Regions from separate parts of the Mus musculus genome. Here all the other regions are linked to region 3. The links are chromatin loops, found by intact Hi-C in ENCODE. Cell type or tissue: left cerebral cortex. All regions are shown on one strand. Links, peaks and the distances in the headings refer to the core of each region. The heading gives the core; the rest is flanking DNA. Region 1 holds the start of Cbfa2t2 (CBFA2/RUNX1 translocation partner 2). Region 2 overlaps Gm39962 (a long non-coding RNA gene). Region 3 overlaps Cbfa2t2 (CBFA2/RUNX1 translocation partner 2). Region 4 overlaps Cbfa2t2 (CBFA2/RUNX1 translocation partner 2).

Region 1 (7,826 bases), core at 2,827-7,826, 100 kb before region 3:
TCTGCGTGGTTCCAAAGATTGAACGCTGGTTCTCAGGCATGATAGGCAAGCTCTCTACCACCAGACTATCTCTACAGCCTCTAACTTGCCTAATAGTCTGGGCTTCCTTTAGTTTTCCTGGCCATTGGCAAATGCAGATCTTTCCAATCTTTATTTATTTATTTATTTATTTACTTACTTACTTACTTATTTTTGAGACAGGGTCTCTCTACCTAGCCCTGGCAGTCCTGAAACTCATTTTGAAGACTAGGTGCATCACAGGGATCTTCCTCTGCCTAACAAGTGATGGGATTAAGAGAAAGGACAACCCACCCAGTCCTATCTTAATTATTAATGCTAATTTTCAGCTCATATCCTATCGCAAGGACACATACATTACAGAATGGCTAAGAACCTGTTAAAGAGGCTACAAAGTTTAAAGGTGCCTTACTAAAGGCAGAAGGCAGGGAGCTAATGCAGATAGATTCTAGGAGAGTTATTGCAGGTGCTTAGCTTAACATAACCAGATGCTGGCACAGTGTCAGCACGGGCTACTGAAGCTCTGGGGTGGTTCCAGGTACAAGATTGAGGGCTGTGGGAGTGTTTTACATCTGAAATTCCAGCATTTGCAAGGCAGAGGCAAGTGATAAAAATTCTAGGCCAGTCTGCTGGATCATATAGTTACTACCTGGCCAGACAGGGCTATATAGGAAGGTTTTGTTTTAAAGAAAGGTAACTGCCGGGCACGGTGGCACAGGCCTTTAATCCCAGCACTCGGGAGGCAGAGGCAGGCGGATTTCTGAGTTCGAGGCCAGCCTGGTCTACAAAGTGAGCTCCAGGACAGCCAGGACTATACAGAGAAATACTGTCTCGAAAAACCAAAAAAAAAAAAAAAAGAAAGGTAACGATGAACATGGTGGTGGGTGGTAAATTCTAGGCCTTCTAGGTCCCCAGGAAAGATGGCTGTCTTCCTCAAGCCATCCATGTAAGCCAAAACTCTTGGGGCTCTGGAGACAGAGTTAGGAACTTAGTGCTTGTGGGTATCTTGATGATGGGTGAGGATGTCTCAGCTAACGTTAGGAGCCCCTTTTACTGTATGGTCCAGGTGAAGGAGCTGTAGCATTCCTTGGTCTGGTGTGTTTGATAACTTTGTGGTCCTGCTTTCTCTGATAACGTCTATCATCAAATTAAGTGGTAGCCAGAGCAAGGACACCCAGCTCTCTAGTTCACTTGTGGTATTGCAGCTTTGCGAGACCAGCACGCAAGAGGCCAAGGTGGAGACTTAAAACTAGACTGAAGGAAATGAGTCTGAGGCCAGCCTTAGTTATATAGTGAACCTGTCTCAACAACAAGTTCTTAAAAAAAAATTACGGTGCTTTATTTTTTTCATAATTTTCTTGAGTATTTAATTTGGATTTTATTTTACTTGTTTATTTTGAGGCAGGAACTCATTATGTTCCTTCCTCATTTTTCAAACTTGCTCAGAATTCTTGATGCTCCTGGTCTCTATCTCCTGGGTACTGGATTTATAGGCATACCCAACACAATGTTTTTGTATTCTGTTAATTTTCATCATAAACATGCTCATTCAGATGGAACTCATAAACAGTATGAATTCTAATAATCCAGCTAGTGTTCAAACACCTCGACTGTTCATGTCTTCCACCGAGACCTTTTTAGGCACCTTCTCTTTTGGAGGAAGTTTTTTTTTCCTTGACAAAGTCTGACTCATGGCAAATATTTCTCTGTTACATAGACAGGCTTGGTCAAGTTTGAAGGAACTGAGTGCAGCGGAACACACCTGTAATACTTCAGGAAACTGAAACAGGAGGATTGCTATGAATTCCAGAGTGGGAATTACCATATGGCAAGTAGTAAGCCAGCCAGAGTCATAGAGGGAAGCCCTGATTTAACCATGTTAAGGATAACAAAATCTGGCCTGTTGGTGTGCTAGGATCCTAGGCCAGGGAGGTGTAAAGGCCCTGATTGCTCTGGAGGAAGCTGGCTGCGTGCTGGGAGGGAAAGGTCATGGTTCATGGACTCATGCTGGCAAAGTGAGAGGTCAAACTTCCAAAGTAGCCAAAAAAGGAGGAGGAAGAGGAGGAGGAGAAGAGGAAGGAGGAGGAGGAAGAAGAGGAGAAGTAGAAGAAGAAAAAGGAGGAGGAAGAGGAGGAGGAGAAGAGGAAGGAGGAGGAGGAAGAAGAGGAGAAGTAGAAGAACGAAAAGGAGGAGGAAGAGGAGGAGGAGAAGAGGAAGGAGGAGGAGGAAGAAGAGGAGAAGTAGAAGAACGTAAAGGAGGAGGAAGAGGAGGAAGAGGAGAAGTAGAAGAAGGAAAAGGAGGAGGAAGAGGAGGAAGAAGAGGAGGAAGAAGAGAAGAAGAAGAAGAAGAAGAAGAAGAAGAAGAAGAAGAAGAAGAAGAAGAAGAAAGGTAGATCCAAGAGCCAATGCAGTACAACCATCACTTTGTCAATGTTGGGCCCACCTTTGACAAGAAGAGCCCCAGCTAATTCCTAAGTCCTATTGGGATAATAAAGCCACCTTTTTTTTGGGGGGGGGCAATCAACAAGTAACCAACCACCACACCACATCACTATCATGAATAAATACATAAGTAAATAAATGTCAGTGGTGTTTCAACAAGGAACAAGGAGCTACTCCACAAGTCTGTAAGCCGCTCTCTCCCTGTCTTCTGGTGTTGATCATTCACTAGCAGGGGAAGTCACGTGGCCTAGACAGATGGCAGGCAGCATGCACTCTCTCTGCCTGCCCAGCTTTACTCTTGTTGTCACTAAAGACAAATACTGGGGGGACAAAAGGAAAAAGAAAAAAATTCAGCTTGGTATCATCATGTCTGGAGCCCCAGAATTTGGGATGCCAAGACATGCGACTTGTTAGGAGTTCCAGGACAGTCTGAGATATAGACTGAGAATCGTAAGGAAAAAAAAAATATTAATAAAATAAAGAACCAAACAAATAGCTCAGAGGTCCAAGCAATTTCTATTTCCTTAGGTCTATTTGAACCTGTAACCTTTGTTTGTTTACAGAGCCAGATATCAAATCTAGGGCATCAGTCCATGTTAGGGGGTTTCTTTTTTTCTTTTGGGAGACAGGACCTGACAGTAGCTCAGTCTGGCCCCATAGTAGCCATCTTTTTGTCTCACGATACACTTGATATATAGAATTCGTTGTCTTTTTAAATTATTTATTTTTATTTTATATGCATTAGTGTTTTGTCCACATGCACATCTGTGTGAGGGTGTCAAATCCCCTGGGACTGGAGTTACAGACAGTGTGAGCTGCCATGTGGGTGCTGAGAATTGAACCCTGGTCCTCTGGAAGAGCAGCCAGTGCCTGTAACCTCTGAGCCATCTCTCCAGCTTCTGTAACTGAATTCTACCCCCACCCCACTTCTTCTCCTTCTTTTTAAATATTTATTTATTTATTTTATATGAGTACACTGCCACTTTCTTCAATTACCCCAGAAGAGGGCATCAGAGCCTATTATAGATGGTTGTGAGTCACCATGTGGTTGCTGGAAATTAAACTGGACCTCTGGTAGAGCAGTTAGTGCTCTTAACCACTGAGCCATCTCTCCAGTCCCCCACAGGCACAGGGTTTCTCTGTGTAGCCCTGGATGTCTTGGAATATGCTCTGTAGACCAGGTTAGTCTTAAAGTCACTGAAAGCTACCTGCCTCTGCCTCCTGTGTGCTGGGATTAAAGATGTGTGCTGTTTTTTGTTTTTGTTTTTGTTTTCTTCTTTTTTCTTTTTTTTTTTTTTTCTGAGACAGGGTTTCTCTGTGTACCCCTGGCTGTCCTGGAACTCACTTTGTAGACCAGGCTGGCCTCGAACTCAGAAATCCACCTGCCTCTGCCTCCCAAGTGGAATTAAAGGTGTGTGCCACCACCGCCCTGCGTGTAGCTGAATTTTTGATCTCTTCCCAAGTGCCACTTTACGGGATTACAGGTGTGTGCCATTTCACCTGGCAATGCCACCGCGGCTCACCCAGTTTGGCCTCTAAATCATCATATAGGGCAACCTTGAACTGATGTCCTGCGTTTACCAACAATGCTGGAAGTACAGGTGTGACCCACCATGCCTGACCTTGTTGTATTGAGACAGTCTCACTATGTGGCCCTGGCTGGCTTTGGGTTGGCAGTTATTTTGCTAGTTTCCCTAGGGTGGGATTACAGGTCTGTGCCACTATGCCAGGCTGGCTTCATTTTAGTTATAGTTCCTGATTTTGAATCTTTGAGAGACAGAATGGCAGAGAACTCATGCTAGGATCAGAGTACTTTCTTGGGTTGCTCGGAGGATTTATGTTTTGAGTTTGCTAACAGAAATAGGTGGACAACCCAGTGGGAGAGACTCTAGCGAATGTGTAGAAAAGGGGAGAAACTGTATTTGGTACTGAGATGGTTAATTGCAGAGTGTATAAAAGCAGCTGTTGAAGACAGGCTAGTGACTCTTGCTTACAATCCCAGCACTTGGGAGGCCACGGGAGGAGGATGTGTGAGAGTTCCAGGCTTTTGTGGCTACACTGTGTGTTCCAGCCCAGCTAGACATACAAAATAGGCCCTTTTCAGAAACAACTTTTTGTGAGGCCTGCTGGTGTTATAGACACAGCTTTGGGAGATAGACTTAGAAGTATAGCTTAAGGTTCAAGGCTAACCTGGTGTAGGTCAGTGAGTTCAGAATAGCCAAATGTACATTATGACATTGTTTCAACAAACCAAAATAAACCTGCACTTAACCAGGCCTGGTAGTTCAGGCCTTTAGTCCCAAGCACTTGGGAGGTAGAGTTAGGTAGATAGATTATCTGTGAGTTCCAGGACAGCTAGAGCTACAAGTGAGACTGTGTCAAAAAACCACCACCAACAACAAAAAAACCCCTGCACATACACGTGCCCCTCCTCACAAACACAGACAAACCCCACAAAGCCCCTTGATCTGATACAGAAATCAGTAATGACAGCTAGTTGTTTTAAACATTTAGATTCCTATAGCCGCAAAAGATGTAGAAATCTGCGAGATAGCTAATTTGGCAAAGATGCTTGCTGTCAAACAAACTTGATGCCCGAAATTTGACCTGCTGGATCCACAGGGTGAAAGGAGAGCCTGCTCCCGACTTGTTCTCTGACATTCACATACATGCGTTGGACTCCCTCAAACATATACACGCACACATATGCAATAAGTCAATGTAAAAACAAATAAGTAAAAGGAGGAAAGAACAATTTTAACACCCAATACAACCGTCAAAGCGTTACAAGGCCTGCACCTGAAACGTCCCTCCCCGAAGCCCCGCCCCGGGACTCCGCCCCCGTTCCTAGGTTGCCGCCCAGGCCACATCCGGAAGTCTGGAGCTCGGAGAAGGGCGGCTCCCTGCGGCCACGCATAGCGCGCGGGAGGCGGGTCGAAGTGCAGGCCGCTCCAGGATAGGACGCAGCCTGGCGCGGAAGGGGCGGGCCAGGTCAGGAGGCGGTGCTTCGCGTGAGCGCCCTCGGGCCCGTCTTCCGCGTGCGTTGGTCTGCGCGCGGGAGCGCGCGGCGGGGGCGTGCCGGGGCTGTCTGGGGGCGGGGCGGCGCGCGGCCTAACGGCGGCGGCGGCAGCGGCGGCGGCGGCGCTGGTGCGGGCGAGTTCGGCGGGTGCAGGTCCCGGCCTGCGCCTGCGGAGGGCTCAGGCAGAGGGTCGAAGCGAGCGGCGCTCGCGACAGACTGCGCTCCGCGATGGTGGGCGTCCCTGGAGCGGCCGCCTTCCAACGTAAGTGGGGCGGGAAGGCGGACGGCTGAGGGGTGTGTGTTGAGGGGCCTGCTGCTCCATAGGCGGGAGGCTTTGCAGAGGCCCCCCGGCGGGAGGCCTGGGCAGGGAAACTGAGGCCGGGATTGGGGCACTGGATCCAAGGTCATGCGGCTCCCCGGCCTTCCGGGGCCCTCGGGGCTATCCCGGCGCTTCCTGTGGGGCTCGCGGCTCCGGGTGCTGAGCAGGACTGTGTGGAGCGGCCTTGGAGCTCAGGCCTGGCGGGCGCCCTATGGACTGTCCGCGAGAGAAGTATTGTTTTGTTTTCGCGGCATCGGGGCTGAAAGTCCGGTCCCGGGAAACACGCCGGAATTGGAGCGACGAGTGGTAGATGTTGGAGGATGCCGGGCTGATATTCCGGAGGGCCCTGTTGAATGTAGGCTCTGGGGTCGGACTGCTTTGGGTTCATGTCCTGGCTCCCTCGCGAGTAGGCTGTGACCTTGGCGCTCCAAAAGTCTCAGTTGCTCGATCTGAAAAATGGGTTGTGAGGAACGTACTCTGAATGCTCTGTAGTAGGGTTTAGTGAATCCAGTAAAATCCCCTGAACACACAGTTGCACATCATACTCAAGTGTGAAAACTCACTATCGTAATCACAGTTTGTTATGTGTGTTCCTCGGAAAAGTCCGAAGTTGGCGTCTGGTTGTGTTTTGTTAGTTTGTTTAATATTGTCTTTGACTAGTCCTACTATGTGACTCAGTTGTGTTTTTATTCTTACCTCCATTTCGCTATCCCATTTACAGACGTTCTTCCTAGAATTGTAAGATCCTTGGAGGAGGGATGGCATCGTTTAATAAGAACAATAAAAATTTAATTGTCATTAAAATAGCAGTAATAGCCAACATTACTTGAGCACCAGGCAATTTGCATTCGATTCATTTAATATTTATTAAATCATCTAAATACAAATTATCACTCTAAGTCCAGAGACTATGGCAACAAACTTGACAGACTAGATTCTGAATTTGAGTTTAAGAGAGGGACTCGTGCTTTGTGGATATTTCTTTGTCTATGCCAGGTGACAGTCTAAAAACAGGTATTTGAGGCACGTTGGAGGCTGAGTTTGAGGTCAGCCTGATCTATACAGGCCAGCCAGGGTTACATTGTGGCACCCTGCCCCAAACAAAACAAAATAACAAAAACAACAACAAAACCCTAAAAATAAAACAAAAAAATGAATAAAAGCTAACATCAGGTGTTGCAGGATGTCCGTTGTGCAAGGATAAAATGAGGCCTCTTGAGAGCTTTTAGCCCCTCCCCTCTTTGCTCTTCAGTTCAGCAGTTATAGCGGAGGATTCATACAGCCTTTTTCTTGGGCTCTCATTCCAAATTGAATGGAAAAAGATACAAACTAGATTTTCCCACCAATGCCTTCTGTAGTTAAGTGTGCTGTTGCTGCTCTCAATGGTCTTCTGAAGGGAGACAAGTAACCCTTAGGTTTGATGGTATCATATATAAGAAAAGTGGAAGAGAGGCGCTCGCCTTTAATCCCAGCACTCTGGAGGCAGAGGCAGGCGGATTTCTGAGTTCCAGGCCAGCCTGGTTTACACAGTGAGCTCCAGGACAGCCAGGGCTATACAGAGAAACCCTGTCTCAAAAAACCAAAAAACAACAACAACAACGAAACAAACAGAAGAAAAGTGGAAGAAACTTTTACCCGAATTTAAATTCATTTACTTAAAGCAGTATTGGGGATTGCACTCAGGGCCTTGTGCTTTATGTACCATGCTGATCTGTATCCCCAGCCCTTTTTATTTTCAGACAAAGTTGCCCAGGCAACTTGTAATTCTGTCTCAGCTTCTCAGTAGCTAAAAATACAGGCCTGTGTCACTAGGTCCAGATGAACTAACACATTTTTATTTCCATGTCTTTTATGTTTTCAGTTAAATATATTCCCAAAAAGTTGAGTATGGTGAAAGCTTGTGTAATTCCAGCACTCAGGAGGCTGAGGCAGGAGAATATGAGTTTGAGGCCAGCCTAAGTTATGTAGTGAGACTGTCTGGAAAAAACAAAAGCCAAGAAGTAGGACTTTGTGGTTTGTTATGTAACT
Region 2 (8,023 bases), core at 1,175-6,174, 120 kb before region 3:
AAATCAAGGCCATGGTGTACATAATGAGTTGACAGTCAGTATAGAATACAAGAGACCCTTTCTCCAAATATAAAAATGATACCAGGTGTTGTAACTCCTACTTTTTTTTTTTTTTTTTTTATTACATGTAAGTACACTGTAGCTGTCTTCAGACACTTCAGAAGAGGGAGTCAGATCTCATTACAGGTGGTTGTGAGCCACCATGTGGTTGCTGGGATTTGAACTTCAAACCTTTGGAAGAGCAGTTGGGTGCTCTTACCCACTGAGCCATCTCACCAGCCCAACTCCTACTTTTATTCCCAGAATTCTGTGAGTTGGAAGCCAATCTAATCTACATAATGAATCCCAGGCTAGCCAAAGACTCACAGTGAAATGCTGTCTCAAACAACAACAAAGACAAACAAAAAAGCCAGGCAGTGGTGGTGCAAGCCTTTGATTCCAGCAAAGGACCAAGTGCAGGCATGGCATTTCCTACTCTCTGCTCATTTTTTTAATTCTTTATTTTTATTTTATGTGCATTTTGCCTGCATCCATATCTGTCAGATCTCCAGAAACTACAGTTATAGACAGTTTTGAGTTCCCATGTGAGGGCAGGGAATTGAACCAGGATCTTAGCAGCTTTCTCTTAACCACGGAGCCATCTCTCCATCCCCTGAGAGTTCTCTAAATAATTGTGCTGCCTGTTACATGCCCACTGGAGGTGAGACAACAGCATGGAAATGGGCTTTTCTATTTCTGTTTTTGTTTTGTTTGTTTTATTTGAGTTAGTGTCTCATAAAGCCAGGCTGCCCTGAACTCACTACGGAGCCAACAGTGGTTTTGAACTTCTCATCTTCCTAATTCTACCTCCCCATCTAAGATTGCGGATGTACGGCACCAACCAGGCCCAGCCCTTGACTTTTGGCCTCTATGAGCACTGCATGATCACAGTGCACAGACATTCAAGTAAACACTCATACACATCAAAATTAAAATCTCAAAAATAAATAAATAAATAAATAAATAAATAAATAAATAAATAAAAAGATGCTTCTGCCTAATGTGATAACAGACACCTTTATTCCCAGCAACCAGGGGCAGAGGCAAACAAATCTCTATGAGTTCCAGTCCAGCTAGAGTGAGGGGAAAAAAATGTTCCTTATGTATATAGAATATTGGTAAGGCCATCCAAGAACTTATAGGATCTTACGGAAAAAGGTAGGATGGCTTAGTGGGTAAAGGCACCTGCCATCAAACTTGATGACATGAGGTTCATCCGGAAGACCCACATGGCAGGAGAGAACCTGCCCCTACAGGTTGTTTCCATACAGGAACTACCACATCATGCATGTGACACATATGATACACACATGCATACATAAATAAAAATATAATTTAAAAAATGTGTGTTGGGGGCTGGCGAGATGGCTCAGCGGGTAAGAGCACTGACTGTTCTTCCAAAGGTCCTGAGTTCAAATCCCAGCAACCACATGGTGGCTCACAGCCATCCGTAATGAGATCTGACGCCCTCTTCTGGTGTGTCTGAAGACAGCTACAGTGTCTTACATATGATAAATAAATAAATCTTTAAAAAAATTATTTAAAAAAAAAGTGTGTTGGACAAACAGTCAGTGTCCATGTGAAAAAGGAGACAAGAAGAATGAATGAGGGAGAAGTCCTAGAACTTTTGGTAGCAGAAGAAAAAGCAGGCATTCTTCATGATGTCCATAATACATGAGAAATGTTTTTGGTTATTAGCCAATAAGCCTTCCAAGAACCAAACACTTATTAAGTATCATCAGTGAATACTCTGGCACTCTTGCCTTCTACTGCAGATGATTAGACTGGCCGGAAGAGGTCAATACTCCATGACTCCCAAGGATCTGACTGGGCGTTGTAGCTCCGTATCCACCCCTCTGTGACAGTGAGGAGTCATATACAGCACATGTTAGCTGGGCGTGAGGCAGAGCAGGCAGATCTCTGTGAGTTCAAAACCAGTCTGGTCTACAGTCTAGTGAGTTTTAGGACAGCCAGGGCTGTTACAGAGAAAGTCTGTTTCAAACAAAGTAAAACATAACAAATTAAGTTGTAAAGGAGACATTTGGGAGACATTTGATCCCAGAACGGAATCAGTGGGAATAGAAGTGGAACAGAGAGAGGAGTGGAGAGAAGATATGATCAAAATACTTATATGCATATATGAAAATGTCAGGGCTGGAGAGATGGCTCAGTGGTTAAGAGCACCGACTGCTCTTCCGAAGGTCCTGAGTTCAAATCCCAGCAACCACATGGTGGCTCACAACCACCCATAATGAGATCTGACGCCCTCTCCTGGTGCATCTGAAGACAGCTACAGTGTACTCACATATAATAAAATAAAATAAATAAATCTTTTAATAAAAAAAAAAAAAAAAAAAAGAAAATGTCATAGTTTTAAATCTAGCATCATGCACAATTAATATATGCTATTATGAAAACCATTTAAGAGGGGCTGGAGAGGGCTGGTGAGATGGCTCAGCGGGTAAGAGCACTGACTGCTCTTCCAAAGGTCCTGAGTTCAAATCCCAGCAACCACATGGTGGCTTACAACCACCCATAATGAGATCTGACACCCTCTTCTGTGCGTCTGAAGACAACTACAGTGAACTTATAAATAATAATAAACAAATCTTAAAAAATAAAATAAAATTTCACTCCCAAAAAAAAAAAAAAAAAAAAGAGGGGCTGGAGAGATGGCTCAGTGGTTAGAGTATTGGCTGCTCTTCCTAGAGGTCATGAGTTTAATTTCCAGCAGCCATATGGTGGCTCACAACCATCTATAATGGGATCTGATGCCCTCTTCTGGTGTGTCTGAAGATAGTGACAGTGTACCCATATACTTAAATTATATAAATAAAAATAAAATTTAAAAATCTTAAAAAAAAAAAAAGAAGAAGAGAAAAGAAAACCATTTCAGACAACTGTGATGGCATAGGCCTTTAATCCCAATACTCGGGGGGCAGAGGAGGGCCAGACTGGTCTACATAGCGAGTTCCAGGCCACCAGAGCTAAGTAGTGAGACCCAGTCTCAGAAATAGCTGAGAGAAATCTGGAGGGATGGTTGAGCAGTCAAGACTGCTTGCTTCTCTTGCAGAGGACCAAGGTTGGGTTCCTAGCACCTACATGGCAGCTCATAACCATCTGTAACTACAATTCCCAGAGACAAATGCCCTCTTTTGACCTCCATGGGCACCAGGCAAGTACTTAGAGTACATGCATGCAGTCAGCCACCATGCCTGGCTAATAACACATTTCCATAATCTTAGCATTTGGGAGGAGAAAGTAAGAGAATCAGGAATTCAAGTCCAGCATTGGCAACAAGGCCAGCCTGGGCTGGGCTACATGATACCCAGCCTCAAAAAAAAAAAAAAAAAAAAAAAAAAGCCAGGCATGGTGGGATGTCTTTAATGCCAGCACTTGGGAGGCAGAGGCAGGAAGATGACCACAGGTTTTGAAACTAACAAAGGTTTCGCCTTGAGATCCTGTATCAAAAGAAAAAGAAAATAGATAAACCAATTAATTATGTACGTTAATATAGGATATAATTACATAAGTTTAATTAATCAAAGGGAGCTCAAAATCACCTCAGCATCGTTATAGAAAGCATACCAGAATGAATTTACAACACGCTGAGCCGTGGTGGCGCACACCTGTAATCCCAGCACTTGGGAGCAGAGGCAGGCAGATTTCTGAGTTCGAGGCCAGCCTGGTCTACAGAGTGAGTTCCAGGGCACCCAGGGCTACACAGAGAAACCCTGTCTTGAAAAAAAAATTATAACATGTAATCTGTTTTAACATAATGGACTGTGTAATGCTTTTACCTGTGTTTACAGATTCTGTCAAGGACATACATGTTTACATAATGAAGCAGAGGAGGTCTGCCAAGGCAAAGAATCTACCTTTTATGATAGAGTCAATAGAAGCCAGAAAGGTGTTCATCATTCAGGTTCCTGGTCTAAGCAATACTTCAACAAGCCTTATCCCTGCAGCCCAGAAGCAGGCACTGGAAAAAGGCCCTGTTTAGGGCTCCAGACAGACTAATGCTTAATTCAGGATGCAAAGATTCTGCCTTCAAGGTCCACATCCCAAAACACCAGCTGGGCAGGACAGCCTGAGTTCCTGGGGAATCAGTGCCATCCTTATCCTTTTTCTTTCAAATTAAAACTTTTGTCTTGGAGTGGAGGGAATACCAGCAGGGGGCAGCAGACAGTCGGGGAGTGCCTAGTGCAGGGTCCTGGCCTGGTTTAGAACAATTCCCTTTGAAAACAAGGGAATAAGTAACAAAAGTAGAAAAGGAGTGGGCTTCTCCTTTCTTCTTTTTCTCCTTCCTCTCTTCCATGTCTCCCTCACCCTGTTCTCCCGCTTTATCTTTCGTTTCTTTCACAAAGGATCTACCAGCATAGCCTCAAACTGAAAAATCTTCCCTCCTTAGCTGTCCAAGTTCAGGAATCACAAGCCAAGACATCTCCCTTGTTGTGTTTTGTTTTGTTTTGTTTTGTTTTTGCTTTGCTTTTGTTTTTGTTTTTTGGGTTTTTTTGTTTGTTTTAGATTTATTTTATTTATATGCGTACACTGTAGCTGTCTTCAGATACACCAGAAGAGGGTATTGGATCCCATTAGAGATGGCTCTAAGCCGGCATGTGGTTGCTGGGAATTGAACTCAAGACCTCTGGAAGAGCAACCAGTGCTCTTAACAGCTGAGCCATTTCTCTAGCCCTCTCCCTCTTTTTTTTTTTGTTTGTTTGTTTGTTTGTTTGTTTGTTTTTTGGAGACAGAGTTTCTTCTTATAACTCTGGCTGTTCTGGAACTCCCTCCAGGCAGACTTTGAGATCCATTTGTTCAAAAACAGTTTGAGTATTAGATTCCATTATAGATGGTTGTGAATCACCTTGTAGTTGCTTAGATTTGAACTCAGGATCTTCAGGATCTATTGAAAGAGCAGTCAGTGTTCTTAACCACTGAGCCATCTTTCCAGCCCTTGAGATCCCCCTATAAGGGCAGGGTCAGGGGTGATAGCACCTGGACCCAAGAGTGAGGAACTTGGGGCCCAAGGTAGCCCGTGGGGTAGATAAGAGCAAGATTGTATCCTGTGGAAGGGCGGTCAGAACAGGTGTTTAGGAGGTTGGCGAAGCAGGGTTTCAAGTTCAGCACAAGTTGGAAAGTGTGGTTTGTGGACGCACTAAGCTTGGGAAACAGAAAGGTATCCTTGTAAGGTATGGAGACCTAACAATGGCTCCTGGTGTGGTTTCAAGGTAGGTCCGTCGGTGCAGTGCTCCTTTAGCATGCGTGGAGCCCTGAGGTCAACCCCCAGAACATACAAAAATAAATAGTAAACTAAGTGCGGTGGTAAGAGGATCTGGGCCAATCTCAGCTACAAAGCCTGTTAAAGGTGAACACGGGCTACATGAAACCCTGCTTTTAAAAAACAGAAACAAAACAAGGGGCTGTGACAGAGCTTAGTTAATGGAGTACTTGCTTAGCATGTAGGAACACCTGGGTTTAATGCTCCCACGTAAACTAGGTGAAGCAGCACAGGCCTGTAGTCCCAGCAGTTGGGTAGTGCAGCAGGACCCGAAGTTCAAGGTCATTCTCAGCTACACAGTAAGTAGGAAGCCAGCCCTAGATACACCAGACCCTACCTCGACAAAGTATATAATAATAGTAATATCTCATTCAAATTTCTGCTACTGGCTTGAGGACCGCTTTATTGAGATTAATACTGTTATTACTATGTTTGAAGAACTAGTCATTTTATTCAGCAAGAAATTTTTTTCTTTCTTTTTGGTTTTTGGAGACAGTGTAGTCCTGGTTCAGCAAGAATTTATTTATTTGTTTTTTTGTTTGTTTGTTTTTTTTCATGTGAGTACACTGTTGCTGTCTTCAGATACACCGGATGAGGGTATCAGATCCCATTACAGATGGTTGTGAGCCACCACGTGGTTGCTGGGATTTGAACTCAGGACCTCTGGAAGAGCAGCCAGTGCTCTTAACCGCTGAGCCACCTTTCCAGCCCTCAGTAAGAATTTTAAACATCTTTTAAAAATACAACTTATTTTTCTTTTCTGTGCATTAGTATTTTGCCTGCATGTATATCCATGTGAAGGTAGGTGTCAGGTTCTCTGGAACTGGCGTTACAGATAGCTGTGAGCTGCCATGTGGTTGCTGGGAATTGAACCTGGGTCCTCTGGAAGAGCAGCAAGTGCTCGGAAGCACTGAGCCGTCTCTCCAGCCCCACTTTATGCCAGCATGCAGGAGCCAGAGGCAGGTGGATCTCTAGGAATCTGAGGCCAGCTTAGTCTATATCGCCAATTCTAGGCCAGCCAAAGCTCGATAGGGAGGCCGTGTCTCAGAAATGGGGGAAGAGGGGGCTGGTGAGATGGCTTAGTGGGTAGAGATGGCTTAGAGCACTGACTGCTCCTCTTCATTTTGAAGGTCCTGAGTTCAGGTTCTGGCAACCACATGGTGGCTCACAACCATTCCTAGTGAGATCTGATGCCCTCTTCTGGTGTGTCTAAAGATGGCTACACTGTACTTACATGTAATAAAACAATCAATCTTAAAAAAAAAAGAAAGAAAGAAAGAAATGGGGGAAGAGGGGAATGAGGGGAGCAAAGGGCCAACTCTTTGGCTCCAGAATTTTCCTTTCTGCTTTTCACCACCCAAAGTCAGGGATTTCCTAAAAGCCTGCCCCTAGTTACACACACAGCTCCCCCTTTCTGTGGTTCTCCTCACATCCACACCGCTCGCACTCAGGCTTCCGCCAGAGCAACTCTTTTTCTTTTCCTCGCAGATGTTTCACACGGCCTCTTTTTCACTCAGAAATTCCCTCAAAAGCATTCACTGGTAATTTTTCCAAAATCACAGTAATTACCTCATTACTTTGATATTAATAGACTTCACTTGGCACCAGGGAGCCAATTGAAAGCGCTGGGCCCTGGGTGAGGGGCGGAGAGGGACTCTGCAGGGCAACTCTTCATGAGTGCTGGCCTCCCCACAGGCCTTGCTGCCTCCCTCCCAAGTTAGTCTTCATCTTTGCTCCCACATGTTCTGATTGAAATGAAGAGGATTTTGGAGCCATAGGCTCCTTAGAGATGGCAGATGCCTAAACAGGGAAAGGAAAGATGAAAAAGAAATAGTGGAGTCTAAACCATGTACTCTCAAGAGGCCTAGAGTCTCACAGCAAAGGCAAGGAGGATCCTGGAAGGCAGCCCAGGGCTTCCGGCTACCCTAGGCAGCTTCCCCTCCACCCCCTTCTCTCAGCTATGCCCCAAGGCAGGACTGAATTGGAAATCTTTTTTTTTTTTTTTTGGAAATCTTTTTGGAGCTCAGCCTGAAGGGTATCTCCCCAGGCCCTTTATTGGTTCCCGTACAGCTCTGTTATTCAGTGGGGTCTATATATCACCTGGTCAATAATTTATTTACTCCTCACTACATTCTTACATTATTATCTTTTAATAATATGTGGGCTTTGTATTTCAAAATGCTTCTTGAATAAAACGAGGCCACTGCTGTCATTTAACCCACTTTACAGATGAGAAAATTGAGTCAAGGCAAGAACACAAGATTGTAACTGAGGAGTTCTAAGGATTCTGGGCCTGAACCTACCAGCTACAGGTGCCCTAGGATTTCTCTCTCCACCTGGAGGTTTCTCACCTCTAGACCTGCAAGTTCTTCCTAGCTATAGGAAAACGGTGGATTTAACCTGCATGTATTGAGGGCTTCTACATGCTACCTCACATTAGGTCACCTCCCCCTGAGACTATGCTCTGAGACCTCAGGCGACCTGTCCAAGTGTGCACTCGGCAGCCAGTGTGGAGTCACTAGACTCCCAGGCTTATTCTCTTCACCTTAAGACTCTTCTACAAGCATCTCCCTCTCGAGGCCAGCCATCCAGAACAATTCCTGAGACCACTGAAGAAGGCCCACTGAAGGTCAGTTTAGTGACTGGGTTTGCCCAGTTGCAGTGTGCTAGGAGGACCAACAATTGCACCTGACCCTCTGCTGC
Region 3 (8,023 bases), core at 1,442-6,441:
AACAGTTCCTTGAGCCCCATATCCACCCTCGAGTGACACTGATTGGCCTAAAAGAGACTTGGATAGCACAAAAGCAGTACTCAGGACTCTCTCCTGAGCTGCTCAGAGCTGTTAAGATGCTCAGAAATGCAAGAAAGAAGTCACTGTTTCAGTAAAATCTCTAGTAATGATAAAAAATTAAATTAGTCTTCCCAAGCATCATGGATCATTTTGGACAAGATTTTCTAACTTGGCTGTCTTCGTTAGTTTGGAACCCACCTCTTAACTCCAGTGTTTTTCTTGATTTTGCTTGTGTAAAAAATAATCTCCATCGCATGGATCGGTCTGAGAGAGGATGGAGCCATTGTGCTAGTCTTTTCTCTAAGCATGTTGGCCAAACTAAAATATTCCGTGGATCACCTTGGAAATGCAGAGCCTCTGCCACTGCTTGACTGTTTAAAACAGTCGCCTTGTTGTATGTGTCCTTCTCTCTGGGACTGCATGTCTGGATCCTTGGGGATGTCTTGTGAGTAGGTTCTGTTTGGCACCTAAGCAGTGCTCCTAACCCTGATGGGATTATTCGCACCTGGTTTTGACACCACCTCATAGGTTTATTATCAGGTGGACATTTGAGGCATCCTTTTTCTGTGCTCCGTGTTTATAGTCTCCCTCACAGCTCAGAGTTTGTGAAGAATGGGAACCGTTTTTGAAGAGCCTGACCTGTTTTTTTTTTTTTTTTTTTTTTTTCCCATCTTCAGGAACTTTTCCAATTATCTGATTCTCCAAATAGAATTTGGAGACATCGATCTGGTCATTATTGGACCTATTGATCAGGCCAAGTACTGCTCACATCTTTTCCTTGCCATCTAAAGTTTATTAGTTGTCAGCACCTTGCATCGGCCACTCAGTATACTCCAGAATCGTTTTGCCCTGTGCAGTCAATTGGGATAAGTCATTGCCTTTGATCCTGTTGGCTTTTGGAAGCTGTGGTCACTTTTTGTACAATGAACAAGTCTGAAGAACAAGTCTGAATACTAACACTTGCCCCATAAAAGTATGGATTTAGTGTCTTTGCACACAGTTAAGGCTGATTTAAAAATACTGAGTTCCTATCTCATTGGAACAAGGGTTCTCAGACTTAGAAAGTAGACCTTTAAAATCATGTTATTTTAGCATAGAATACCCAAGACCCACTGTTTGCCAGACAGCTTAGTACAGCCTGGCCTCCCTGGTCCCATCCCATCAGTCTAGTGGGGACAACTTTGACTTACTAGATAGAGTTAGTACCAGACAGCACTTGTCCATACTCAGACACAAAACTTCGGGCAGATCAGGAGCTTCTGTGAACATGAGAATGTCTCCTGGTGTGCCCTGGTCAGTTACTCAGTAGTAAAATGGATGAACACCCTTTAAGTGTTAAATTTTTTTGCCACAGAACTACTCCAGATAGTTGGAATAAAGAGCTAGAACCAATACATTACTACTTACCTGGTTGGAGATCAGTTTGTACAGCAAACTGGGTTACAAAATCTAGCCTACCTTTGTGGGCTGTGTGATTGGCCTGTCCGATTCTGAGTTTCTATAGTGCTGTTGGGGACTGCTTTGCTTCTGTGTCCTACCCAGGTTTGTCTACACACTCGGACAGTACTTTACACTATATAGTTCAGTTCTCAGACTTGTCTCTATCTTGCCTCTGGTCAGCATCACTCTCGGGGTTTTGTTTTTGGTTTGGTTTGGTTTGGTTTGGTTTGGTTTGGTTTGGTTTTTCGAGACAGGGTTTCTCCGTGTAGCCCTGGCTGTCCTGGAACTCACTCTGTAGACCGGACTGGCCTTGAACTCAGAAATCCGCCTGCCTCTGCCTCCCAAGTGCTGAGATTAAAGGCATGCACTACCATGGCCCGGCTTCAGCATCACTCTTACGTGACATCTGTTTAGGACTTTTCAGATTTAAGGAGTTCCTTTCTGCAGTTCTCCAACTCCTCCCTAGGCAGGAGCAGCAGCAGTAGGAGCTGGAGCTACAAGTGATTCCTGGCTCACCGCTTTGTTTCTAAGTCTGCTTATATGAGCCACCAGGCTGGGAGTGAACATAGAGCTTCAGGCTGCTCACAAGTCTGGCCTCTGCAGTAACTATTTGAGGAAGAAAAGTAGTCAGGGCTTGGTCATTCTGTACCAAGTGAGGGATAAAATTTCAGGAAGTAAATAACAAAAGTAGCCAAACTGGGAGTTCTGCACACCAGTCCTCGCTCCAGCAAATGAAGACTTGTTGAAGCTAGCTTGGGACATGGCTTATTTGGTAGCATGGACTTCATTCCCAGTGTGGCATACACCAGCCATGGTGGCACATACCTGTAATCCTCTAACACTTAGGAGGTAGAAGCAGGAGGACCAGAAGTTTAAGGTTATCCATAGCTGCATAGCAAGCCTGAGTTACAGGAGACTTATCCCACAGAGACTCATTGAAGGGCCCTGCAGCTTCAGATTGGCTCATGCAGGGAGGTGGAGGTGAGGGCGCAGGCTGTGAGTGGCTTTCTCCTAAGGTGCTAAGTTATGTGCAGCCATGGGTCTCCATGGAATAACCTGTCTGGCCCCCCGAGGTCTATCCAGGCATTGGCTGTCAGTCTTCTGTAATGTAGACTCCTTTACCCATTTGATCCCCAGGGAGTGCTTCAAATCTTGATGTCAGCTTTACCGTCATTTCTTGTCACCTTCTCAGAGAGAGTGAAGACATTTTTTTCTGAGTGGTTCTGGAAACTATCTCAGCAGGTGTGTGAGGCCTCAACACAACTGCAAGTGTGTGTTAGTGGTTCTCCCTAGAGCATAAGGAGTGAGCAGATGGCCTTCGTTCTGAAAACTGCAGACAGGATTGTGGGTTGAATAAACCTTTACAAATAGGACACGTCTTGGAGGCTTACTTCAGAACTGGACTGGAACCAAGGTTTCCAGGCTCCTGGCTCAGGAGACTAAGCCAGTGTACTTTGATGAATGTTAGCTATTTGCAGAGAACTGGGTGGTGGCATGTTTGAACCAAATGTGAGAAAAGCCAGAAGGAACTGAACTGGCCATTGTGGACCAGATGGCCAGCTGTGGAAGATCCTTGATCCAGCAGCTGCTTAGCAGACCCTGGCCACTCAAGTATATTCCTTTAAAGCCAAAATGCTGACTACCTGCTTCTGCCTCATGTTGACACCCATTTCCAAAGATGATGGAGCCAGTGTGAGCCAGGAGGAAGCTGAGATGGTGGCTGATAATTTACTCTACCATCTCCTTCCACAGCCCAAGAGGTGGCACTTCCCGCTCAGACACCGTCTTATCAGGCCTCCAGCTGCCCAGTGTAAACTGTCAATGCTTATACCAAAAAGGGCATGTGCAGCTGGTGTCTGCCAGGGACAGCCCAGTCCCTGCCTTGTGGTTCCCAGGAAGAAGCTGCAACAATTCAGTGAATGATTAAAGGGCTGTTTGATAATAAGGCCTTCGTTCCACTCCTGTGGCTTTCCAAGTTCCTAATGAGGCTACAAAGGCTCCATCCATACAGAAAACCAATAATGTAAATAAAAGCCAATCCTGCAAGCATGGTTTGCAGAGGCGGGTGATGAATGTGAAGCCACCCGCAGGATGCATTTGAGTCTGGTTTTTCTGTGCTTTGTCATTTGACTCAGTAGGAACTTTTGTTACTTAACTCTGTGCATAACTTATTTAATGTACTGTATAAATGAACCAAAACTGTTAAATATGTATTTAGTTTGTTCTACTTAAAGTAGTTAATAAAAATGCTATATTCCTTTTCTGACTCAAGCTGGACCAGACCTGGGGAAGGTAGCACAGTGGTGGAGTACAAATGCCATATGACTAGCTGCAGCCTCTGGTATTGTCGAGCACCACACGTGGACACTCACTCTTCCCTCCCCCACCCCCAGGTCTTTGGTGAAGGGGCAGTGGGGCTCTAAGCATCCTTGCTATGACCAAAAGATCATGGCATGAGGGGTAGGGACAAGAAGGGCTGGAATGCTTGCTGTAGAACCCCACCATGATGCTAGTTGCAGCCATCTTCTGTGTCAAGGTGACCATGCTGTGGCAGCAGTGACAGCAATAACAGAGATATCCTTGGTTTCTCACACTCCTCCCCACTGAGTGATCTTTTAGTAATAACATTCAGCCACAGAATGGACATGAATATTTTTCCCAAGTAACTGTTATTTCCTTACAACATTTCAACATTAACATACTTGAGCTTGTGGGATTTTTATGTCCTTTACTGGCATTAAATCTTAATTTCACTGATGCTTAAGGTTGTGTGACCTGAGGCAATACTTTTCTTCCAGGCTTCATTCAGCTCCATTTTCTAGTATCAAGTGCCCTCTGGAGGACAAAACAGGGCCTGCTGCTTCTGCTTCTGCTTCTGCTTCTGCTTCCGTCTGAGAGCTAACTCATGTCCAGGGCAATCCTTGGGCAGCTTTATGTTTTCTGCGACCACCTCTATCCCTTGAGGTCAATGGTGTTTTCTGGGTACATTTAGGGAATTTCAGGACAGCTGGGCATTCTGCGGTTTTTTGGTGCTTAACGCTACCTTGTTTTGATACCCCTGGACCCCAAGTCTTGTGCTTAACACTACCTTGTTTTGATACCCCTGGACCCCAAGTCTCGGCTTTGGCACACTGTGGGACAAAGTAGAACCTTTCATCGATGTCCCTACTTTAGCTAAGATGCTGCCACCCAAGGATGCCCACTTCAATGCCTTCCATACTCGAAAGCACCAGAGCAAGCATGTAACTGTGCACACCTGTCTCCTGTAATGTGGAGTTGCTAGCAGTGCCCATCCCTGGGTTGTGAGGGTGAAATATGATCAGAAGAGCCAAGTGGTATATGTGAGAATTAGCTGTCGAGTCAGTGATAATCAAGCTGCAATCCAAAGAACCACAGAAGTTAAATATACAGTAAGGGAAAGGCTCGGGGACAGATCTCATTGGGAAGGGGAAATAGGATAGATGTGAATGGATTGGGTGAAGGCTGAAACAGAAGCATCACGCGGAGAGGGGAGAAGAGCTAGAATGAAGAGCCATTTGAAGAGTTGTATGGAAACCTAATACAGTAGGAGCTTCCTAAATACATGCATATGAAGGTGAGCTAAATAAATCACCAGATAATGAGGGAGAGCCCCAGCTGGCTCTTCACCAAATGAAATTTCCAGGATTGGGATTGTGTTACACCTAATTGAGCTGTTGGCCAAAGGGATCCCATGGGAATTCCCAAACAACTAAGCCTGTTGCCAAGACAGCACCTATGTAACTCAATTGAACAGAGAGAAGTTAAGCTGATGCCTACATAGAGCCTTCACCCCTACTCTCAGTAGCAGGCCAATCTCTGAGCTGAAAGCCAGCCTAATTTATAGAGTGTTTCAGGACAAGCAACCCTATACAAAGAAACCCTATCTCAAAAAATATAAAAAAAGACTAATGCTATTCTGTTATACTCTTAGATCAGTGCCTTGGTCAGCCATCATCAGAGGCGCTTCCTCCTACACCAGATACAAACACATACAGAGACCCACAGCAAGACATTAAACAGAGTGGAACACTCTGGAATACTCAGCCCTAAACGAGAGGTCTCCCTCAAGTCCCTGTAGAAAAAGGCTGCAAAAGCAGAAAAGCCAGAGGGTGTGGAGGACACAGGCCCTGCAGATCAGCATGCTCAAAGCTCATATGAACTCAGAGGGAGGCAGCAAGCACAGGTCTGCACCAGGTCCTCTGCTGGCTATCTAGCTTCCAGTCGAGAGGTTTCATGGGATTCCTGAGTGCGGGAATGAGCGGATCTCTGACTCTTGGGCCTTCTCTTGGACACTTCTTTCTGTTGATTTGTTTTGTCTCTGATGTGTTCTTATTATTGTCCCTTAAAGGTTTTTTGGTTTTCTAACAAGAGGCAGGAAGGGAGTGAATCTGGATGGGAAGAGAGGTGGGAAGGAACTGGGAGGAGTAGGGGGAGGGGAAGTAATCAGGGTAGATTATGTGACAGTAGAGAAAGTCTACTTTTAATTGAGAGGGGAAAAGCTGGGGATGGAGGTAGTCAGACAGGTATGGTGGCACAGGCTCCAATCCCATCACTTGGAAGTGACAACAGGAAGATTTGAGACTTTGAGTTTATGGTGAGTTTGAGGCCAGCCTGAGCTACATGAGATCCTGCCTCAAACCAGGGAATGGAGAGGACCTGGGTTCAATTCCTAGCACATAGTGGTTCACAACTGTCTCTAACCATAATTCCAGAGAATCTAGTGCCCTCTTCTGGACTCTACAGGTATCAGACGTGGTACACAGACTTATATACAGAACAACCAAAAAAAGACAAAAAAACAAAAAAACCTGGGACATAGTGCAGCCTGATGAAGCTGCTGCTCTTGCCACCGTCCTGAGCTGGCTGTTGTGGTGCAGATGCTAGACAGAGATGAGGTAGGCTGTGAGGATACACATCACTAAAGACTCACTGTGCCCTCAGTACCCTCACCACAGGGTACTGAGAAAAGTCTACTTTTAATTGAGAGGGGAAAAGCCGGGGATGGAGGTAGTCAGACAGGTATGGTGGCACAGGCTCCAATCCCACCTGAGAATGGCTGAGACTCCAGACATACCTGCACCTCTTGGGCCGAGTTCCTCCAGGGCAGCCCTGCAGCTGCCTGGGGCTTGGCCTCTAATTACTCCCTCTTCATTTTTTTTTTTTTCCATTTTGCACCTATCTGAAGCTCTCCTGCCCCACCACCTCTCCATCCACTAAAGGTCCTGATTAAGCTTAGAAATCTCCTCGAGGACTCGCAGCAGTGTGGACCAGTTTCCACCTAGCAGCTCTGAGCCGTCAGCAAGGAGGCAAGGATACAGGTGGCCTGTTAAATAAGAGCTAGTTGGACTTGATAGTATCTCTAAGGAGGCTGAGGCAAGGGAATGAAACATTCTATTACGTAACTGAAAGTTAACACAGAAGTGGGGTATGGCCATGTGTAGTGAGGCAGGAGGATCACCCAAGTTTTACACTGTCTCAAAACTAAGATAGAAAATGGAAAGTCTGACACTGTAGCTCAGTAGCACTGCACTTGGATAGCATGCGAGCCCCTGGACTCCATCCCCAGTACCTGAGAAGAATAAAATGAAAAGAATCATTCTGACACTTGGGAGGCAGAGGCAGGTGGGTCTCTGAGTTCAAGCTACACAGTGAGACCCTGTCTAAAAACAAACTTGAAGGTCAGCTCTACCTATAAGCCTATGTCCCAGCACTTAGGAAACCGAGGCAGGAAGAGCTCAGCAAATTCAAGGCCTGTCTGAGGACTATGTCTCAAAAAAAAATTGTTTTTTAAAGTTAACTCTTGCTAAACAGAAAACATCCTGGGACATCAGATTAAAGATACAGTCCTTGAGAGAAGCTGGCAGAGGTCTTAAGCATCTTTAAGGTATCAGTGGGGCCAGATGTGGAGGCAGGAAAATACCTTCCATGCCAACCTGGGCTACATAGTAAGATCTTGTCTCAAGAACAAAGCAAGGGGCTGTTGAGAAAGCTCAGTCAGTACAGCTTTTAAGAAGACCTGAGTTCAGGCTGGGAGAGATGGCTCAGCGGTTAAGAGCATTGACTGCTCTTCCAGAGGTCCTGAGTTCAATTCCCAGCAACCACATGGTGACTCACAACCATCTGTAATGGGATTTGATGCCTTTTCTGGTGTGTCTAAAGACAGCTACAGTGTACTCATATACATAAAATAAATAAATCTTAAAAAAAAAAACAACTAAACCAGTACCCAAGGAACCATACCTGAGTTGTCCTCTGACCCCCACACACTGAAACCTTATATACATAAAATAAATAAATCTTAAAAAAAAAAAAAAAAACTAAACCAGTACCCAAGGAACCATACCTGAGTTGTCCTCTGACCCCCACACACTGAAACCACAGTGTGGGTAACACATCTCTCCAAGGGCCCATGTGGAACAGAAACAGATACTGGCTGCACACTCTAGAGCCTGCTGGATTTAGGTCGCTGGCCCAAGGCATCCAGGCCTCTTGAGGCCATTGG
Region 4 (5,000 bases), core at 1-5,000, 65 kb before region 3:
TTTAAAGAATACATTTCAGAACTGAGGAGATAGCTCAGATAGGTGACAGTTAAGTGCAAGGATGAAGTTTACATCCCCAACACCAGTGTCAAAATTGGTATGGTGGCACATAGCTGTAACACTGCAATTGGGCTGTTTTGGGGAGACGGGTGCATTCCTGGAGCTCAGCCAGTCATTCTAGCTAGATTGATGGGCTTCAGGTTCAATAAGAGACCCAAGCTCAAAAAATTAAGATAGAGGGACTGCTGGCAAGATGACTCAGAGGGTAAGAGCGCTGACTGCCCTTCAGAAGGTCCAGAGTTCAAATCCCAGCAACCACATGGTGGCTTAATGAGATCAGATGTCCTCTTCTGGAGCGTCTGAGGACAGCTACAGTGTACTTATTTATAGTAATAAATAAATCTTTTTAAAAAATAGTGCTCTCTTTCTCTCTCTCTCTCTCTTCCCCCCCTCCCTTCCCCTCTCTCTCACCCTTTCTCTTTCTGCCGCCACCTTCCCCCCTTCTCTCTCCCCTTCTCTCTTAACATGTGGAAACAAAAAATAAAATAAAATAAAAATTGCTATAGAGAGCAAATAAGGATGATACTGGATGCCATCTATCTTTTCTCCACACACTTACATCAGTACACATGCTCAACATTGATCGTGCATATATACTTGTATATATACCATGCAGTAAAAGACATGGACATTTCTCAATGGTGTTTCTTTGCATCATCCTTATAGTAGATATCAGAAAGAAATAAGTTCTGGTTTCCTGTCTCAGTCTGAATAAATAACACCTGAGTAAATTCAGTTATTAGTCTATTTCCCATGTTACTTGTCATCTGCTGGAGTTATGCCTCAGTAGAAACAGTACAGAAACTTCTATATTATACTTGCTTAGAATTAGGAAAGTGTTTTAGGATTAAAACTGTATATTAATATTAGATACTCCACTAGGAGCTGTAGTTACTAAAATATAAAGCTCAAACAATTTAGAGAAATAGGCAGAGAAAGAAGTAATTTGTGGGAAAATTCAATTTGAGACATTTCATTGGTTGTTAAGATGTGCTGGAAGAGTGTAAGTGTGGATAGATTTAACTGAAGATGGAACTAGAACATGAAAGAGATCCCAAGACAAGGAAGGCTAGGCATAGTATGCACAACTTTTTTATATGGCAAAGGTTTATTTTGTAATAATTTTTCTTTTTAGATTTTATATGTATGGGTATTTTGCCCACTTCTTATGTCTGTACAATGTGTGAGTTCCTGGTGTCCACAGAGGTCAAAAGAGGGTGTTGGATCCTTTAGGATTGAAATTACAGATAAGTCACCATGTGGTACTGAGAACTAAACTTGGATTCTCTGCAAGAGCAGCAAGTATTCCTAATCAATGAGCCATCTCCTAAGCTCCCAGGGATTTCATTATAATGTAATAGTAGGTATTGGTACTTACATGTTTACTCTCATGGCATAGGTGGCTATTTGCTCTGCCAAAGTGCCCATCTACCTTCCATTTATGTTGTTTGGATTCAGTCCCTGCTATATTATAGCCTCACATTTACATTGTGCTTTTAATCTTGAAAAGCTTTTTACCCTCCTAAAGGCCCCTCGGGGAAGGAAGTAAAAGCCAGGTGTCATATTTTTATCAAAGAGAAAACTGGGACACCATCGTGGTATCTATCACTTCAATTCTTAAGTAAGGTTGTTTTTTATAGCTTGACTGCAGAGAGTGCTTTCCAATAGGAAGAACCTCCTTCGGGTATTTTGTATATCCCTGAATGCTACCTGAGGCTGCCTTACTCAAGTGTCTGGCAAGGCAGGCTCTATGGTTGCTGATCATGGAGCTAACAGCCTGACATCTGTAAGTTGCAGCTGTACCCTTTTGTTCCAGTCTATATTTCTGCCTGCATTTTTGAAGAATCACAGAATCTGGAAGAATGTAAGTTTACCATTCCAAACTTGGAAGTTTGCTCTGTGTGTGGGAGTATTCTGTACTGAATGCTGATCCTGAAATCCCATAGTGGGCACTGTCCTCTCAGTTCATTTATTGCCATCTTCAGTTCATCATCCCTATGCCAGTTTTAGTTTAATGCCAAAATAAGATTGAGCTATCATAAGATAAATTGAGTGGGTGCTAAGTGTGTCACTAAAGTGTCTGCCAAAGACAGTTTTCTCTGATTTTGTTCTTCTATTCCTTAGCCTGTTTTGGCAAACATAACAACCTGGTTATATGTCAGGGCATATGAGCAGGGTTGTTTATTGAACTCCTCTCTTCCCCACTTGAGATGGGCTCTCAATAATTAACCCATGCTGGATCCTCGCCTCCTACTCATGGTGACTTTTTTTTTTTTTTCCACATTCTCCCAAGTGCCATGATTAAAGGTGTGAACCATTATTTCAGGCTGTGTGGTTTATTTATGCTTAAGGGCTAAGATTGTGCCTGATGTACCTCTGGTTGCTTGGTAACCACTGTCTATTCACACCCAACTCTAGGCCCCCTCCTGTTTCTTCCTGATTGCTGGGATTACAGGCATGTACCACTGTGCTAGGTTTATGGACCCCTAGATATTGAACCCAAGACATTGTGAATTAAGCAAGTACTCTACCAACTGAGTCATATTCCACGACTCCTATTTAGTTTGTTTGCTTGTTTTTTCCTTGGTTGTCCTGGACTTTGAACTGTAGGCCAGCCTGGCCTCAGACTCACAGAGATCAGCCTTCCTCTGCCTACAGAGTACTGGGGTTAAAGGTGTGTGCCACCACTGCCTGGCAAGTTTGTTACTATAATTTAAAGCACATCTGTTGCTACTTCTTAAGCAAACCTATTAATTTGCTAAAGTGAGAAGCTTTTTTCATTATCAGTGAGGACATAGCTGGACTTTTAAAAATATAGCTTCAATCTACTTCTAGCTTTCTTTTCTTTTCTCTTCTTTTCTCTTCTTTTCTTTTCTTTCTTCCTTTCTTCCTTTCTTCCTTTCTTCCTTCCTTCCTTTCTTTCTTTCTTTCTTTCTTTCTTTCTTTCTTTCTTTCTTTCTTTCTTTCTTTCTTTCTTTTTTTTGTTTTTTCGAGACAGGGTTTCTCTGTATAGTCCTGGCTGTCCTAGAACTCACTTTGTAGACCAGGCTGGTCTCAAACTCAGAAATCCGCCTGCCTCTGCCTCCCTAGTGCTGAGATTTAAGGTCGTGCGCCACCACGCCCGGCTACAAGATACTTTGTTTTCACAATGGGTCACAACATAAGCATCTGGCCCATTTTGCCAATGTACATGCTACACATGCTTGATCAGCAGCTATGGGGCACTCTTTAGTATCATGTCTGAAAAGTGAATAAAAATCCATATAAAACAAACATTCCAAGTTTCCATGGGAACACAGTAAATGTGACCCCCCATCTCCTAACCTTCCATACAGCATTGGTGCCAACCCTACTCTTACAAAGACATTCCAAACTAACAGTAACTAAGTTAAATGGTCCCCCCACATGCCTTAACACAAGCTAAACTTGCAGTAAAGTGCTACAAGAATGGCATCTACACATTGATCCTAGCAGAAGCACAGGCTGCAGGATGACGGTCCATCCCGCTCTCCTGGGCACAAGACACGGGCAGCGTGCCATCATCTTGCTCCTCCACCTCCGGCGGGAAGCCATGGCTCTGGATCTGCTTCATGAGTTGCCACTTTGGCTGTGACATTACATAGTAGATGTTTGACCTCTGGAACCCATTGAACGTAGAAGCAGCATGGTCTGCATTAGCTATAGACAGCATTTACTCTCATGTTTGTCACTTTGAGCTGTGATCAGTATCTTTTCTCCTAAATTTGTAGTCAGAATGTACAAACCTCATTGAGTCTTATAATTGTCTCCTTTTTTGTTTTATTTTTGAGACAGGATCTCACTATACTCCTGGCTGTTTTGGAGCTTGCTATGTAGATCAGGCTGACGTAGTACTAAGAGATCTGCCTTCCTCAGCCTCCCAAATGCATGTTAAAGGCATGTACTTCTCAATTTAGATTTCTTTTGTTAAAATTCTAAACTTAAGTACAACAAAATTATTACATGTGTGTGTATCCTGAGTATAATTTAACATCCCTGTCCCTTGGTGTTTGTTGGTTTGTTGGTTTGTTTGTTTGTTTGTTTGTTTTATGAGACAAGGTTTCTCTGTGTAGCCCTGGCTGTCCTAGAACTCACTCTGTAGACCAGGCTGGCCTCCAGCTCACAGAGATCTACCTGCCTCTGCCTCCTCAGTGCTGGGGTTAAAGAAAATATATTTTCTAGGACAATTTATGTATCTTTTTATTGACTTTCTATTTTTCCTTCTATACCTTGAGATAAGCTGTTTCCAGGTATTTATTGAAAGAAACCATTGCCATCAGTGTCAGTTTCTTAGCTTTTGTTTTTTCTTTTTTTCTTTTTTGTTTTTCAAGACAGGGTTTCTCTGTACAGTCTTGACTGTCCTGGAACTCACTCTGTAGACCAGGCTGGCCTTAAACTCAAGAGATCAGCCTGCCTTTGCCTCCCAAATGCTGAGATTAAAGGTGCGTGCCACCACTGCCCGGCCAGTGGCAGTTTCTTAAAGAACTTGTGTATTCATTGGTATTGTCCCCCACACCCAGCTTGTTTAGTCTTCGTATTGCAAGCTTTTAGAGTTGCTATAGTGTGCAGTGTCCCATAGACTGGTATGACAACTCCCTGCTTGTAATACCTCGAGCTGTCATCCAAAGAGGCCAAAAACATGGCACTATAGTGCTTTTCCAGATGTCATTCCCTCTGTTTGGATGACTTGGAGCTTAAGAAGGGTGTTTGCACTTGAATAGCAGAAGAAAACTGTTCCTTTGGCATAAGGCCCACCCTGGCAGCATTCTACATTGGCTCTTGATTAGAAGTGAATGCTAGTCAGTCAGGATGTCTGATTATCAGACCCAGCCTTTAAGATGAAATAGGGTACAAAAGCTAAAGGGCGACTTAAATATCTCTGAGATCTAAAAGAAGCCCCTGTCACAGCTGCAGTTCAGAGC

Evidence for each region. Peaks named below come from ENCODE experiments on the same cell type or tissue, not always from the same donor. Only the 100,000 strongest peaks of a DNase experiment are listed, where the experiment ranks them.
Region 1: it touches region 3 in a loop (2.2-fold over the local background); 3 of 42 quality-filtered maps call a loop at or near these places.
Region 2: it touches region 3 in a loop (8-fold over the local background); 33 of 42 quality-filtered maps call a loop at or near these places.
Region 4: a loop joins it to region 3, with 2.0 times the contacts of the local background. A loop is called at or near these places in 2 of 42 quality-filtered maps.

What each region holds. Positions count from the first base shown.
Region 1 is chr2:154,430,896-154,438,721 of GRCm38, forward strand. Cbfa2t2 (CBFA2/RUNX1 translocation partner 2) reads left to right here and starts at 5,589. Exons shown (of 11, transcript NM_172860.2): 1 at 5,589-5,741. The coding sequence starts at 5,708. RefSeq lists a cis regulatory region at 1-1,057. In left cerebral cortex, for the core only: CTCF peaks have their summits at 5,407 and 5,668; DNase peaks (open chromatin) are centred at 4,613, 4,663, 5,393, 5,880 and 1 more place; H3K4me3 peaks cover 2,148 bases; H3K27ac peaks cover 1,444 bases.
Region 2 is chr2:154,413,092-154,421,114 of GRCm38, forward strand. It overlaps Gm39962 (a long non-coding RNA gene), which reads right to left. Exons shown (of 3, transcript XR_866871.2): 2 at 6,890-7,120; 3 at 3,408-3,500. Among named protein-coding and RNA genes, the nearest start is that of Gm39962, 4.2 kb to the right of the region's middle. RefSeq lists a cis regulatory region at 6,313-8,023. In left cerebral cortex, for the core only: CTCF peaks have their summits at 1,402 and 4,209 (motif pointing right); a DNase peak (open chromatin) is centred at 4,213.
Region 3 is chr2:154,535,586-154,543,608 of GRCm38, forward strand. It overlaps Cbfa2t2 (CBFA2/RUNX1 translocation partner 2), which reads left to right. Exons shown (of 11, transcript NM_172860.2): 11 at 1-3,771. Among named protein-coding and RNA genes, the nearest start is that of 1700003F12Rik, 9.3 kb to the right of the region's middle. In left cerebral cortex, for the core only: CTCF peaks have their summits at 4,332 (motif pointing left) and 6,252 (motif pointing left); DNase peaks (open chromatin) are centred at 2,054, 2,494, 2,868, 3,353 and 4 more places; H3K27ac peaks cover 1,919 bases.
Region 4 is chr2:154,472,470-154,477,469 of GRCm38, forward strand. All of the region lies in intron 1 of Cbfa2t2 (CBFA2/RUNX1 translocation partner 2), which reads left to right. Among named protein-coding and RNA genes, the nearest start is that of Cbfa2t2, 38 kb to the left of the region's middle. In left cerebral cortex, for the core only: a CTCF peak has its summit at 2,009 (motif pointing left); DNase peaks (open chromatin) are centred at 1,969, 2,356 and 4,800; H3K27ac peaks cover 1,195 bases.